Regions from separate parts of the Homo sapiens genome. Here region 1 is linked to region 2. The links are chromatin loops, found by intact Hi-C in ENCODE. Cell type or tissue: GM12878. All regions are shown on one strand. Each heading gives the region's core, and the rest is flanking DNA. Links, peaks and the distances in the headings are about the cores only.

What was found. A loop is a pair of places that touch in the nucleus more often than their neighbours do. Peaks named below come from ENCODE experiments on the same cell type or tissue, not always from the same donor. Only the 100,000 strongest peaks of a DNase experiment are listed, where the experiment ranks them.
Region 1: it touches region 2 in a loop (2.8-fold over the local background); 12 of 110 quality-filtered maps call a loop at or near these places.

The regions. Positions count from the first base shown.
Region 1 is chr11:100,807,319-100,815,660 of GRCh38, forward strand. All of the region lies in intron 3 of ARHGAP42 (Rho GTPase activating protein 42), which reads left to right. Among named protein-coding and RNA genes, the nearest start is that of SNORD13I, 120 kb to the right of the region's middle. In GM12878, for the core only: no CTCF peak of the experiment used is centred there; no DNase peak of the experiment used is centred there.
Region 2 is chr11:100,677,574-100,685,915 of GRCh38, forward strand. ARHGAP42-AS1 (ARHGAP42 antisense RNA 1) reads right to left here. Exons shown (of 2, transcript NR_133571.1): 2 at 6,588-8,130. It overlaps LOC124902736 (a long non-coding RNA gene), which reads left to right. Exons shown (of 3, transcript XR_007062860.1): 3 at 2,703-4,337. Among named protein-coding and RNA genes, the nearest start is that of ARHGAP42, 5.5 kb to the right of the region's middle. RefSeq lists an enhancer at 981-1,482. In GM12878, for the core only: a CTCF peak has its summit at 4,878 (motif pointing right); a DNase peak (open chromatin) is centred at 3,678; H3K27ac peaks cover 761 bases.

The DNA.
Region 1 (8,342 bases), core at 221-8,220, 130 kb after region 2:
CTGAGTAGCTGAGATTACAGGCATGCATCAACATGTCTGGCCAATTTTTGTATTTTTAGTAGAGATAGGCTTTCACCACGTTGGCAAGGTTGGTCTCGAACTCCTGACCTCAGGAAATCCACCCGCCTCGGTCTCCCAAAGTGCTAGGATTACAGGCGTGAGCCACCGGGTCCGGCCTTTTTATATACATGTTATTTGATCCTTACAACAATCTGAAACAGCACAGCCTGTAAATGAGTTACTCAGTGTGATGTCGACCTCCAGTAAGTGACCACACTTTACATATAGGACCCAGTTCCAGGAGTTGGGGCTTGCAGCTCATTGTTCTGTTCTATCCCATGTCTTCTCTGGGAAGACATGGGATATGAGCTGCCACACAACACCTGCACTTCTGATCTCTTTCCTCGCATCTCTAGTTCTTTCATTTTCCTGCCTTTGGCATTTATCCTAGTTTTATACGTTTTACTTTGGAGTCTTGTAATTGCACATCATATTGAAATCTTTCCATTTTTATCTTTGCACTTTTGGAAATACATTTACTCTCTGCTGTTGGCCATCACTTTCCATTGGTACAGTTGGGGAAGTGCTAGTCTTTATTCCATTCATAAACCATGTTTTGATGTTCTTCTTTGATACTTGGGAAGCACAAAGATACTTTGATAATATAAAAGGTAAATGTATATAAAGTTAGTGTGTAACTGTCCCTTAAAAGTTTAACATCTGGGTGAGGCACTCAATTTTAAAGGACAGAAAAATAAACCTAAATAGGCATGAGGTAGACTAGCAAAATACCTATAAAAGATATCCTGAAGGGAAATTTTAAATAATGGTAACAAAGCTATGGATGAATGGGAAATATCAGCTGACAGACCAACCAGATATTCAGAAATAAGGGAACATTTTTTGGTTAGCACAATGCTTTTTGTCTTTGCTTCTGATTAAACCATAGAGTATATTTATGCACTACAGAAGAAAATGCAAATTTAACTTGATAATTTGATACATGTAATTTCAAGAGAAAGGGCAACAAAAGCTTTTTAAAATTAAACTTTTTTTGGGATAATTATAAATTCACTCTTTTTTTTTTTTTTTTTTTTTGAGACGGAGTCTCGCTCTGTCGCCCAGGCCGGACTGCGGACTGCAGTGGCGCAATCTCGGCTCACTGCAAGCTCCGCTTCCCGGGTTCACGCCATTCTCCTGCCTCAGCCTCCCGAGTAGCTGGGACTACAGGCGCCCGCCACCGCGCCCGGCTAATTTTTTGTATTTTTAGTAGAGACGGGGTTTCACCTTGTTAGCCAGGATGGTCTCGATCTCCTGACCTCATGATCCACCCGCCTCGGCCTCCCAAAGTGCTGGGATTACAGGCGTGAGCCACCGCGCCCGGCCAAATTCACTCTTAACTATAAAAAATAACTAGAAATCGGGTGTATTCTTTACTGACAATTTCTCCCAATGTAATACCTCATAAAATTATAGTAAATAGTTCATTACATTTTACTTGTTATAATAGTAATTAAAAATAACAAATTATTCATAAATGTTCCCTTTTTCCTGGAATCAGGATTCATAATTTGAAAAGCCTAACTCTTAGGGGTTCTTATCAAGATGCTATGTTACTTCATCCTGTGATTTATCTGTGTGTCACCCAGGATACTCATTTGCAAGTCAAACAGGAAATTGGTTGGAAAGACATTGGGGCATCTCATTTATCTGTGAGAGGGCCCACATTGCTTGTGGGATTAAGAAACAGCCAGAATCACAAACTCTAAGGCCTCTAAGAGGTTTTTTATCTTTGCCTCTCATTTGCTTATCGGCCTCATTCTGTTAGCTGGCTTCTTCCACATGGTGAGTCATAAGCATTGTACTAAAACTCACAGAAATTGTTTCTAGATAGGATTGTCTAGTTTTTCATTTTAAGACAAGATGAAGAAGAAAGAAAAAGAAAAAAAGAAAGGTAGGAGAGGCTCTGATTGGCCCAGCTAAGGTCACTTAAAGACGCTTGACCAATTACCCAAGGTTAAAGGGACAGAATATGTTGCATAGACTTTCCTTTGAATATAGAGCTATTTTCAGAAACAAAGGAATTATTATGAGTTAGGCAATCACTCCAACTCTTGTCTATTGTAATATGGCAATGACCTTGAGAAATTTCCGGTTAACATTGTCATTTGAACAGAATACTATGATAGTTGTGTATGAAATTTTACAAGACTTAGAAACATGTTAATTCACTCAAACATTAGAAACATTTACTTAAAAATTAGGAGTCACACAAAGATGTACACTATTACTGTTTAAATTCAAAATTGTTTTGGAGGGCCTCTAGTCTGTTCAGTAATATGAAACCAGAGGCAGGCTGGGTGTGCTGTGTTACTCCTGTAATCCCAGCATTTTGGGAGGCCAAGGTGGGTGGATCGCATGAGCCCAGAAGTTTGAGACCAGCCTGAGCAACATAGTGAAACCCTGTTTCTGCAAAAAATACAAAAATTAGCTGGGCATGGTATCACAGCTACTTGGGAGGCTGAGGTGGGAAGATCACTTGAGCCCAGGAGGCGGAAGTTGCAGTGAGCCAAAATTGTGCCACTGCACTCGAGCCTGGGTGACAGAGCAAGACTCTGTCTCCAAAAAAAAAAGAGAAGCCAGAGGCATAAAAATCTAAGACTTAAAATGAAAGAAACAAAATTGTCATATTATGATATGATTTTCCACATAGAAAATTGCAAATAATCTATAAATTATTAGAGATAAATAAGAGAGGTTAGCTAGGTTAATAGATGTAAATTAATTATATTTCTGAACAGAACCTTTAAAAAGTGGCAAAAAAATAAGAGACTCAAGGATAACTAAACAAAGGATGTGCAGGACTTACATGTGTAAAATTAAAAAAAAATATAAAGATAGTAAAGGGGAACTAAATAAACAGAAAACCAATCAATGAGTCAGTTCAAAAGAATGGTTTTAACCAACATTCTTTTTTCCCCTGACTATACTAGACAAGATAATTTACTGTAATAATTCAACTGATAGCAATTTGGTTAACTTGTTTTTACTAGTGTAGTGGTTAACCACCGGCTGGTCCTGAAGCTAGTGTATTTCCTTTTTTCATTTGGAAAATGTGGCCACCGTATGAAAACCTTACCTTTTTTACATTCCAAACTTCTGCCAAACCTTTGTATCTTTCACATATTTTCAACAGCAGATACACTGCTATTTGAAAAATGAAAAATGATGTACTCTTCATTTGCATAACCATATCTAACTGCCTTGGTGGAAAAAAAACTGTGCTACGTAGTAGTTGCTTTATTTCTATTGAGGGAAAATAAAATATCCCCTCCCATCTGAGACTTTTAATTCTATTCACTTTACATTTTACCTACAGAATTATTTCTATTACCACAGGTAACAGAATACTATGTAAGTGATGCAAATAAAATAACATGTGTTTTCAGGATCAGCAGGAAACCAGAACACAAACTGGGAAAGTCTAGGTCCTAATTAATTATTGACATCTAGTAAAGTTTTAAGCTCCTTGAGACTTTGTTTTCTTTTTTTATAAATGAGGAGTGTTCAGCATTTCCCAAAGTGTAAAATGAAAACCACCAGCAATAAAATGAACATTTTATTTATTTATTTATTTTATTTATTTTGGTGGGGAGGGACAGAGTCTCACTGTGTTACCCCGGCTGGAGTGCAGTGGTGCAACCTTGGCTCACCGCAACTTCCGCCTCCTGGGTTCAAGTGATTCTCCTGCCTCAGCCTCTTCAGTAGCTGGCATTACAGGCATGCGCCACCACGCCCAGCTAATTTTTGTATTTTAAGTAGAGATGGGGTTTGACCATGTTGGCCAGGCTGGTCTCAAAGTCCTGACCTCAGGTGATCCGCCCACCTCAGCCTCCCAAAGTGCTAGGATGATAGGCGCGAGCTACCATGCCTGGCCAGAATAAACATTTTAAATGTTAGTAGTTCCATATTTATTTCAATGTGTATTGGATACAGAACAACTCTGGATTTAATGAAAATTGTTGCTTTGTAGGATGCTTAGTAAAAGAAGTAAATCCATTTATAAGGAAAAATGTAGGACATGGCCATGGCCAAAATCACGGAAGTAGAATGTGAATGACTAGAGTTTGGGAATTCATGGAGTAGGTGATCTATGTTGCTTCTGCCTCGAATGTCTTGACTTTCTTTTTTTTTTTTTTCTTTGGAGATGGAGTCTTGCTCTGTTACCCAGACTGGAGTGCAGTGGTGTGATCTCGGCTCACTTCAACTCCCCCGGGCTCAAGTGATTCTTCTGCCTTAGCCTCCTGAGTAGCTAGGATTATAGGAGTGCACCACCACGCCTGGTTAAGTTCCATATTTTTAATAGAGATGGGGTTTCATCATGTTAGCCAGGCTAGTTTCAAACTCCTGACCTCAAGTGATCCGCCTGCCTCGGCCTCCCAAAGTGCTGGGATTATAGGCATGAGCCACTGAGCCCAGCCCGGATGTCTTGATTTGATTGTCTTCTGTGACTGTATACTTTGCTGAACAGTGTCAATGATTAGCCCTGAGTTCACTACCTCATTTATGGAGCTTACACTTAAAAACTGCTGCCAAAAACTGATTTCTTTTCAATTTCTTTTTTAAAACAATTTTTTAATGTTATATTTTTATTGCTTTTCATAGAGATGGGGTCTCTCCCCATGTTGCCCAGGCTGGTGTTAAACTCCTGGGCTCAAATAATCCTCCCACCTAGGCCTCCCAAAGTGCTAGGATTACAGATATGAGCCACCGTGCCTGTCCCTCTCTTCAGTTTCTTATGAATGAATGAGCCTTCATATAGTGAACACATTAATAATAGGTTCAGCCAGGTTCTGCTTATATCTTTTGCTTAAAGACACAAGCTGTAAACTGTAGGATTTGGAAAACTTTATAGCAAAGCGGATGGTGGACCATAGCATAGTTTCATTTTTATTTACAAAACAGACGAAATTTATGGGATTTTATACCCAGAAGTAGTTGGAAAGGATAGCAATAATTTATTTTCAACAAATATTTATTAATCTCTTTCTCTGGGCTGGATATTGCTCCAGAGCTGAGAATACAACTCTGGTCAAAAAGAGCTTCTGCCTTCCAGTTGGCAGAAACAGACATAACAAAGAAGAAAGTCAAAATGTATTATCAGATGGTGATATATACTCTGGAAAAAGGGAGATAAACTAGGATAGGTAGCAGAGGGGGCTGTAGGTGAGTTTTTAATGTCAGGAAATCAAGGAAGGCCTCAGTGAGTAAATGTCATTTAAGCAGAGACCTGACAAAGAAAGAAGTCAGTCTTACAACTCTCTTGGGAAAATGCTTTTCAGGTTGCCCAGACAGCTTTACAGCAGCAAGTACAAAGGTCCTGAGGCTGGAAAGTGCTCGGACTGTTTGAGGAGGAGCATAGGCAAATATGGCTAAAGCACAGGAACAAATGGGAAAGTGGGAAGAGATAAAGTGTGGTTGATTGGGCGGGGGGATTATGAAGAATATGTAGGACTCTTTAGGCCTTGTAAGGAATTAGACTTTTGCTCTGTAGAAGGGTCTTTCAGCAGAAGTGTGACATGAACTGATTTAGGAATTTAAAGGACTACCCTAATTGTTATGCAGACTGTAGAGGACAAGACTGTGTGCTGAGCTCCCCTTAGGAGGCTGTTTTCGTTATTTCATTACTTAAAAGACAATGATAATTTGCACCAGGATGAAAGTAGTGGAAGTGGTAGAAGTGTTCAGATGCTAGGTTTATTTTGCAGGTGATACTAAGAGGATTTGCTCATTGATCAAATGTAGATTGCAAGAGAAAGGGAGGCGGCAATGATGTGTCATTGGTAGGATTTCTCCACCTCAGCACTGTTGATATTTTGGAACAGATATGTTTTTGTTATGGGGGTCTGTCCTGTGCATTGTAGGATGTTTAGCAATATCCCACACCTCTATGCTCTTGAGGTACTCTACTTCCCCTTAAATTGTGACAACCAGTGTCTCCAGACATTTTGTCCCTCAGGGGTCAAAGTCAACCAGTTGAAAACTACTCATTTAAGGTTTTAAGCCTGATGAGATTCTGAGATGGAGGGACTGTAGGGGGTAACAGGTGTGGTGAGTGTTATCAAGCATTTTCTTTTGGACATGTTAAATATTAGCCAAATGCAGTGTTGAGTGGAAACCAGGGGAGAGATCAGAGCTGGAAAAAGAAATTTGGAAATCACCAATGTATAGATGGTATTTAAATTCACTTTTGTCATTGAATGAGATTATGCAGAGAGTGAGAGTGAATTAGGTGATGAGCTCCTTTGACTCTCCAGGGTCCGCCATGTGGTTAACAATAGTTATATCTGGCCAGTCTCAGAAATTTTTTGCTCTTGTAAGTAGACTTAATAAGACTTCCACAGTGTGTTAACTCAAACAATCCACTTGCTTTCTCTGAATCCCTCTAATAGGTATATATTGCTATATTTTCTATTCTTGAGAGAAAAAACTAAAATACAAATACTTTTTCACCAACCCTTTTTAATAAGACTGGCGGCAACATGTAAGTCACTTTGTCTTTTGATAGGTAGGAGGAATGAAAATAGCAGAACAGGCCGGGTGCAGTGGCTAACACCTGTAATCCCAGCACTTTGGGAGGGCGAAGCAGGTGGAGCATGAGATCGAGATCAAGACCATACTGGCCAACATAGTGAAATCCTGTCTGTACTAAAAATACAAAAAAATTAGCTGGGCATGGTGGCAGATGCCTGTAATCCCAGCTACTCAGGAGGCTGAGGCAGGAGAATTGCTTGAACCAGGGAGGCAGAGGTTACAGTGAGCAGAGGTCGCACCACTGCACTCCAGCCTGGGCATCAGTGCGAGACTCCGTCTCTTAAAAAAAAAAATATTAGCTGGGTATGGTGGCGTGCACCTGTAGTCCCAGCTACTTGGGAGGCTGAGGCAGGAGAATCACTTGAATCTGGGAGGCAGAGGTTGCAGTGAGCCAAGATCGAGATCACACCACTGCACTCCAACCTGGCGACAGAGCAAGACTCCGTCTCAAAAAAAAAAAAAAAAAGAAAAGAAAAGAAAATAGCAGAACAAAGGGCTCTCACTAACAGGCTTTGAAATCTAACTCTTTGGGCATAATAATGATTATATCCATTTCTAATATTAGGCCGTTCTCACATTGGTATAAAGAAATACATGAGACTGGGTAATTTATAAAGATAAGAGGTTTAATTGGCTCACAGTTCTGCAGGCTGTACAGGAAGCATAGCAACTTCTGCTTCTGGGGAGTCCTCAGGAAACTTACAGTCATGGCGGAAGTGGAAGTAGGAACATCTTACATGGCACAAACTGGAGGGAGAGAGAGATAGGGGAGGGGCTACAAACTTTTTAAAACAATCATATCTCATGAGAACTCTACCACAAGAACAGCACCAAAGAGATAGTGCTAAGCTATTCTTGAAGGATCCACCTTCATGATCCAGTCCCTTCTCACTAGGCCTCACTTCCAACACTGGGGATTACAGTTGAACATAAGATTTGGGTGGGGACACAGATCCAAACCATATCACTTAGTATGTACAGATATGTAGGAGCCTTCACATACGGTGTTTCTTCTTCCATTCGTCACTTGACTTAATCTTGTTCATTCTTCAGGCCTCAGTTTACATAAGATGTGAGTTGGCCTCATGGTGGACACTTCCCTTGGGCCCTCTAAAACAAGTGCTCCCTCTTATGGTGTCCAGTACTTTTTCTTTATGGAACTTACTATCTGTGACCATATACATGTTTGTGTTTTAGTTTGTCTCCATTAAATTGTATAACCTCTTTCAGCAGGACCCAAAATTATTTAACACTGCTGGTACCAAGTGCTTAGAACAGCAACATGGGATGTATGAAGGGTATTATATTGCAGGTTCCTTTTCCATTAGCCTTTGTTTCATAGACATCCTTGCACTGTTATACATCTACTCTTTCATTATGTGCGTGTATCATAATTTACCCAATCATTTCCATGTTGATAGTCATTTATGTAGGCTGGATTGCCTTCAAAAATCACCCTTTTTAAGGCAAATTGTGTGAAAGAGAAATAGAGTCTACATGCATGGAATTTTGGCCATGTTAATCACTGATGCTCTATTCTGTATAACTTACAACATTTATTTTCCCTTGAAAAATGCACTAAATCTAAGCTATGTTTGTTGCTCTGAGCCTAGTTCCCAGATAGATGTGCAGATATGTTTCTTCTTAGATGTGCAAAGAATTTTGAGTTAATGAGTCCAATTAGAGAATACCTAGAAGTGACATTAAATATTAACAACTTTGTTTTTCTGTAGTTGTAGTAAAATACA
Region 2 (8,342 bases), core at 18-8,017:
GTGATCTGCCCACCTTGGCTTCCCAAAGTGCTGGGATTATAGACATGAGCCACCGCGCCTGTCCAAATAAGACATTCTGATAGTATTTTCTGAAGATAAAGGCTATCCTCAAGTGCACCTCAACAGTGAGAGTAAAAGCAAGAACATTAGATATGTAATGATGTAATTGAAGGGTGGTGTTCCTATTGTCAGTTCCCTAGCAGAGGCCCTGCTTACAGGCTGGCTCCCCCTGACACTGGCATCTAGCTAAGCCTCTGTTGGCCATTCTACCTACCATTTTTCCCCTTGCCTAATCTCAAAGCTGTATTCTCAATTTCCTTTTCTAAGACTGCTCTTCAATCTTGATGTCTACTAAGAAATGTTCTGGGTCAGCTGTTCTCAAACTTTAGCCAGCAGGAGGATTACCTAGAGGATTTGTTAAAACACAGTTGCTGGGACCCACCTGCGAGTTTCTAATTCTGTAGGTGGAAGGTGGAGCCCAAGATTTTGCAGTTTTAACCACTTTCCAGATGATGCTGATGTTGTTTATCTTTAGGTCCCCAGTATTTTATTCATTAATTTAGTCAAAAAATATTTACTGACCACACACTATATGCCAGACATCCATTTTGCATAGCATAGCATTCTCTTTCTCTAGAGCAATCTTTTCCTAGAAGCCACCAATGACAAATTCAAGTATTTAAGGATTTAGGAATGGTTCTACTTAAAACAGTTCTTCCTCCAATGGTTTGATTAGCAAACGTTTTATTCAGGACAGTAGTAAAGGAAGGCTCATACTAATCTAGGCTCAATTATTCCAAAAATCTTAATTAGTGAATGGAATGATTAATGAGCTATTTTTTTCTTGCCCTCCAAAATAGGAATTTGGAGTTACATAGGCCATTGGCTAAGACTCAGTAAAGATCTTGGTTAGATCTTGTTTTGCTTTTTTTTTTTTTAAGCTATAAAAGTCATTTTTGGAACAATTTGCCATTTGATGATATTAATATTTTATCATGTACTAATTTTCTTTAAGTTTTAGTTATGTTGGAGAATTTCCTTATTCTTTGGTGATTCATGTTAAAATATTTAGAGATTATGTGTCAAAAATATCTAAAATTTACTTTATTTATTTATTTATTTTTGAGACGGAGTTTCGCTCTTCCACCCAGGCTGGAGTGCATTGCTGAGATCTCGGGCTCACTGCAACCTCCGACTTCCGGTTTCAAGCGATTCTCTTGCTTCAGCCTCCCAAGAAGCTGGGATTACAGGGGCCCGCCACCACACCGGGCTAATTTTCGTATTTTTGGTAGAGACCGGGTTTCACTATGTTGGCCAGGCTGGTCTCAAACTTGTGACCTTGCGATCCGCCCACCTCAGCCTCCCGAAGTGCTGGGATTACCGAGCCCGGCTAAAATTTACTTTAAATGTTTCATATAGGCCGGGCGCGGTGGCTCATGCCTGTAATCCCGGCACTTCGGGAGGCCAAGGCGGGCGGATTGCCTGAGCTCAGAAGTTCGAGACCAGCCTGGGCAACGTGGCAAAACCCTGTCTCTATTAAAAATACAAAAAATTAGCCGAGCACGGTGGCCTGCGCGCCTATAGTCCCAGCGACTTGGGAGGCTGCGGCTGGAGAATCGCTTGAACCTGGGAGGCAGAGCATTGCGGTGAGCTGAAATTGCCCCACTGCACGACTTCAGCCTGGGTTTGTCTTAAAAAAACAAACAACTTTGTCTTAAAACAAACAAACAAACAAAAACACCAAAAACTTTTCTATATCGATATGCATGTGTGTGTGTATATATATATATATATATATATATATAAACAAAATGAGGAGTGAGAAAACAAATATGACAAAATGTTGATGTTTGTTGAATCCAAGTAGAAAGCATGTAGCTATCCATTGCGTTATTTTTTCCAACTTTGCTGTAAGTTTGAAAATTTTCATAATACAAAATTGAGGGAAAAGCAGGTTTAGAAGATTTATAATGATTCATTAAATATTCATTTTCAGTACCAACAAGATTTTCACCATATGGTAAATGTTGTTCTACTTGACCACATAATGTAATAGAGTTCAAAGAGCTCCACAAATCTTTGAAGCATTCTTTGAAAGATCACAAAAAAATCATAAGGGTAAAATACACTGCAACATTAAATGGAACTGGGACTAGTTCTACTTTTATTTATCTAGTAAACTAAAGTTTAATCTCAATAATCCACTTTTGTCTCACAATAAAATTTCAACAAACTGGCAGCTAGGAAAAAAATTACTAACAAGTATAAAAATAAGAACTTTACTGTTCTGAAAAAAAATTGTTCTTATACCTAGTTTTGTAAAACTGACAAATTTTGTAAAATTTTCTAATTCCATTAGCATTAAAATTCACATTGACAGAATGTAAGATAATATACCTTTTAAAGGATAATACTATGTATCTTTATTCCTTGTAAAGGAAGTTGCCGCTGTGACTACGGGTTACAGATTGTTTCAGATTTGTTCTTTTTCCTTTTTTTTTTCCATCTGAAATGTTCAAACAGTAGAGACTGTGGGTCTGTTCTTTTTCAATGATCCTTCTTATCACTTTCATTAGTATGCTTCACTGTGATTGAGTTATGACTTCTCTTTGTTGGGTGTGGAGCCATTTATTTGAGTTAGTTTCCTTAAGCTCCTTCTGGGCTAGTTATTTTCCTCATCACGCTTTCACTGCCTTTGCCAGGGCCTGTTACAGTGTGCTGGATGGCAGCAGTTCTAGCGCAGATGTACTCATCGCCTGGAAGCACGGATAATGAGCTCCACTCCTTTCATGCTCAGCAGAGCTCAAGCAACACGTAGAGACCTCCGTGCCAAATGGGAGAAGCCTTTCTCTACAAATCTGTGCAGACACCTCTACCGCAGAAGCTGAAGAATGATTTTTAGAAGATTATAAGGCACTCAAGTATTAAAAACATTTGTTAGGTATCATCTGTGGGCTGATAGCATGCAAAGTGCAAGAGATACAAAGAAATAAGATTTAATCTAAAAGCTTAGGGTCTAAACGCAAAAAATGTAAATGTGGAAAAAGAGCTATATAAAAGTAGGCTGGATGTGGTGGCTCACGCCTGTAATCCCAGCACTTTGGGAGGCCGAGGTGGATGGATCACGAGGTCAGGAGTTGGAGACTAGCCTGGCCAACATAGTGAAACCCCATCTCTACTAAAAATACAAAAAATTAGTCAGGTGTGGTGGCGGGTGCCCGTAATCTCAGCTACTCGGGAGGCGGAGGCAGGAAAATCGCTTGATCCCGGGAGGCGGAGGCTGCAGTAAGCAGAGATCGTGCCATAGCACTCCAGCCAAGGCGACAGTGTGAGACTCCGTCTCAAAAAATATATATATATATACATATATATATATAATGCGTATGATGTGTCCCAACGTATTCACTGTGGTGTGGTCTTGGAGTTAGAGACTTTGCTGTTCATCCTGGGGCAAGTTGTCTGGGTGTTTTTGTTGGCTTTTTGTGGTTCTTGGTTTTTGTTTTCGCATTTTGGGGCTTCAACAATCTCATCCTCATTATAAAATTCCTACCTCCAGGGTTAGTGTGAGGATTTGTAGGCCTCGTGGGACATGGACAGCGTGGTTGCTCAGTAAACATTTGCTTCCTTTCTGTGTGGTCAGTGGCTGCTTTGAAATCCAGCGGAGGCCACGCCCATGAGGGTTTCAGTGAGAGGTAAGAGAGGAACAGCACTTCCTCTTCTAATGCAGCTGCAAGCCTCTGAGCACACATGGGTGGAGTGTCAACAGCACTCTAGCTGTAATTGATTGTCATTATTGGTCGGAGGAGATTTCTTGTTCTAACTTTGAGTCATAGAGGTATAAAAATGTCTCGTGTCTAGAGCTTAAAATAACCCAAGTGAAACAATAGATGTTATTTCATTATTAGCATAGGACAGTGTCCGGCACATGGTAAGGGTTTAATAAATGATAGTCATTATCGTTATCACTATCATCCTTAATTTTATACTTGGGAAAGGTGTAAAGCCTAAAAGTTAAATTATCCTAAGTCACACAGCTCATAAATGGCCTTTGGCTGGCCATTTGATTAATATTGCTGCTATAATTTATTAGATTGAAAATTTGATTAGGGCTGGATTGAGGTAAATTTACTCAAAATTACTGTTGTATTTCCAGCATCTACAGCAGCACAGAAATATAACAGATACTTATGAATATTTGTTGAATGTGTGTGTGTGTGTGTGTGTGTGTGTGTGTGTGTGTGTGTGTGTGTGTTTAGCATGGCCTTTTTACCAAGGTAGACCTGGATTGAAATCCCAACTCCAGTACCTTCCAGATATTATACATAAATTTAGGAAAGTTAATCACTTTTCAGTTATAACTTTCCCACTTGTTAAAAATGAAGCTAATCAGGCTGGGCACGGTGGCACATGCCTGTAATCCCAGCACTTTGGGAGGCCGAAGCGGGCAGATCACCTGAGGTCAGGAGTTCGAGACCAGCCTGGCCAACACGGTGAAACCCCATCTCTACTAAAAATACAAAAATTAGCCAGGCATGGTGGCACGTGCCTGTAATCCCAGCTACTCGGGAGGCTGAGGCAGAAGAATCATTTGAACCTGGGAGGCGGAGGTTGCAGTGAACCGAGATGGCGCCATTGCACTCCGGCCTATGGTACAAGAGCGAAACTCCATCTCAAAATAAAGAAATAAATAAAACTTTAAAAGTGGGGCTAATCAGATTTAATACCTATTTCACATGCTTGTGGATAAGCTTAGATGGGGCAATACATGCAAAAACTATCATGCCCAGTATTGGTGGAGGCTGCTTCTTTTCATTTTGTCTCCTTTTCCTGTGCTCTTTATGAAGTTTTCTGTCAGAGTTAGCAAACATCATGATTTGCCACAAGAGGGCAATACTAAATTGAAATCAAAATCTGTGCTAAAAAATGTCTTTTCCTAAATTAAGTGATTACCTCTCTCCCTCTCCTTTTTCCTTCTCCCCACCCCTCATAAATGTAGTTAGTTGTTGAGTATTTCTTGCTTAGACTTCTGTTCTTTTCCTTCAACCCATTCATCCGAAATCTGTCATCATAATAAAATCTAGATTTGGCAGGGACTTTAGAAGTTATATTGTGCAGTGGCTCACACCTGTAATCCTAGCACTTTGGGAGGCTGAGGTGGGAGGATTGCTTGAGTTTAGGAGTTCAAGACCAGCCTGGGCAACATAGCCAGACACCATCTCTTAGAAAAAAGGAGTCATATTGTCACATAGAACAAATTCCACTCTCTGCAGCTATTCTTCCCCTCTAGTTGACCTTGACTTCTGCTTCTGTGTCCCCCTCCGTTAAGCTAACACAACAGCCCTGAGTGTTTGTGCTGCACTTTTCTTTCTGAGAAAGTGCCTCTTAATTATTCTAACTTTACCTCAAACTCAGCATAGGAGACTCAACCTAAAATGTATATTTCTTCTAAAAAAAATAACACTTCTGAGTTGTATAGGCTTAAATCTCAGAGTTATGTTGGATTCTACCTCATCCACAAAAATCACACTATATTTCCTTCCTTTATTTAATCTGCTTACTGCCCATCTGTTGCCCAATCTCATGTGTACTTACCCCGTCTAAATTCTCTTTTCTCATCTCTCAGTCATTTGACTTTTTGGTCTTCCAACCATTGCTCTTTAGTCCATCTATTGGATAATGAGCTCTTGGAATCCATAGACTCATACAATGTGGGCTATGTTCTGTACTCTTCCTGTGAGAGACTCCCATTTCCTACCCCCAGACAAAGCGAAGTTTCTTTTTCAACCCGGACTACATTTAGCATTTGTCTGTGCTTCATGACAACCATGGAGAGGAAGCAGGGAGAGCTGTATGCATTTGAGAGGGGCTCTACAATTTGTGAGAGCATTTTTTTTAAACTGGAAAAGACAATGTTACTAAGTCACATAGGCTCCTGTCACTAATGATGTGTACATTTGCCCATCAGAAATGCAGTGTCATACACCAACTAATTTTTTGAGAAATAGTGATGTTAAGAGCATTGTGTGTGACAATAATAATACTTCTAATAAGGCAGAATAAAAAGATCTCGCCCTCTAAGGGCTTAATCTGAACTTCATTTTTTGGCTGTCAGAAGAGTATTTTAGAAAATTAAGTCAAAAATTAAGTAGGTTCAAATGCTTGTTTCTTTTTGTTTATTTGTTTTGGGTTTTTTAAAATTTTTATCTGTTTAAGATGACAGAGTCTCGTTCCATTGCCCAGGCTGGAGTGCAGTGGCACAACCTTGGCTCACTGCAACCTCTGCCTCCTGGCTTCAAACAATTCTCGTGCCTCAGCCTCCCTAGTACCTGCTGGGATTACAGGTGCACACCACCACACCCAGCTAATTTTTCTATTTTTAGTAGAGATGGGGTTTAATCATGTTGGCCAGGCTGGTCTCGAACTCCAGGTGAAATGCCCACCTGGGCCTCCTAAAGTGCTGAGATTACAGGCTGAGCTACCAGGCCTGGCTCCTCATATGGGTTTTAAATGTATATCTAATTCTTATTTCTTCTTTGCTTCTCTTTTTGATGACTGAATCATCTAAGTGAAATAAGACAGACACATTGTGCAAATATTGTATAATTTCATTTATATGAGATACCTACATTGTCAAATTCATAGAGACAGAAAGTACAATGGTTACCAGGAGCTGGGAGGAGGGGAAACCAAGAAGAAACACTTGGTTTCTGTTTAGTCATCTCTTACCAGGCTTGAACTTAACCTCAGATCAGCTGAGTCTGGGTGGTCTAAATCTACATAATTAATTGAAAAGTAATAATAGCTTGACAATAACACTTACTGAGTACATACGAAGTGCCAGGCTTAAGTGTCAGACATGATCTACGTCAAGAAACAGTTTTAGGCAGATTTACAAATGCCATATTAGTTTACTATCCTCTACTATCTATTTGCTCTCAAAAGCAAGTAAACAAAGCCCACATATCCCATTCCAGAATCAGGAAAACAAAGAGACATTTCTCTGTGCCAAAGAGCCTGTCAGCCAATAATATTTGCGAAGCTTACCACGCAGCTTACGGTGTCATGTGTTATGAAGTGGAAATTTCTGGACAGGCTATATTTCAATCCATTACATTTGTTTATGAAAACAGGCTTGCAGGTATTGCTGATCTTTTATATAGAAAGTCTATTCTCTAGGAAAGAATCTGGTTCAGTTAATTATGATGGAGAGAATCATGCATGGAAACAACAGTTCAAAACCGACAGTAAACCCACCTCAAAGCAAAAGCATTTCTGGTTTTTCTCAAGTAGCTGTGTTAATGTGGCATAAGAGAAAGCCTGACTAGCAGGTATAATTAAAGTATGAATCATAGGAATAAGCATGAGTAACTATGAAAACACCTACAAGAAATAAGCCCATTATAACATGATAAACTTTAGGGAATCATGAGTGAAGGGTAGGAGAAAAAATCCTAATTCCATGTAAATGCAATGATGGGCCTGAGTGGAAACATATTGATAAACAATAGCATCAATGTATTATTAGTACAGCATCTGTGTGAGGCTGTGGAACACAGCATATTCTGCCTTATGCTTTATGGGTACTTATTTTCCACATTTCCTTTTTCTGAGAACTGCTTGAGGTCACGGATAATGCTTCTGTCTTTTTATAGAAATCACTTCCCCACCCAGACCTTAGTAATGTAGACAGTAGACATAAAACATATCATTACATACATGAATGGGCAAATGATAACCTGTATCATAGAATGTACAATACATCTGCCCTGGCATGTAACACTTTTAAAGAAAACTAAACATTGACATCCAACATATTAAATGCAACTTATGAAACACCAATGATGCATTTTTAAAGACTTAATCACAGTACGATGATTTAATGAAAAACAAGAAGAGAATGTTATATTTTATCGTTTCGTATCTCAGCAGTTTGGCACTGGATTCAGTTGATAGGAACAGCAACATGGCAAAAGTTGAAAGGAAACTGTTTGGCCTGGGTGATTTTTTGTCTTTCAGGCAGAGTAATGAGTAAATACAAAATCACCTCTGGTGAGACACAGTCCACTGGTGTTTATGTCATGTCATTTCATTAACTGACAAACAGAATTACTGCCTCTCCCTTCCCCAAACCTGCAAAAGAAAAAAAAAATTGAAGAGTATTTAGTTAACAAAAACAAATTTAACACTTGGAGTTAAAATGGCTCTAATAGTGACTGGTCATTTTGCCAATATGGGGCCAAAGATGTGAATATGGATGGAAGGTGTTTTGAGATGGAGTCGTTCTGTCACTCAGGCTGGAGTGCGGTGGAGTAATCTCGTAATCTCGGCTCATGGCAATCGCC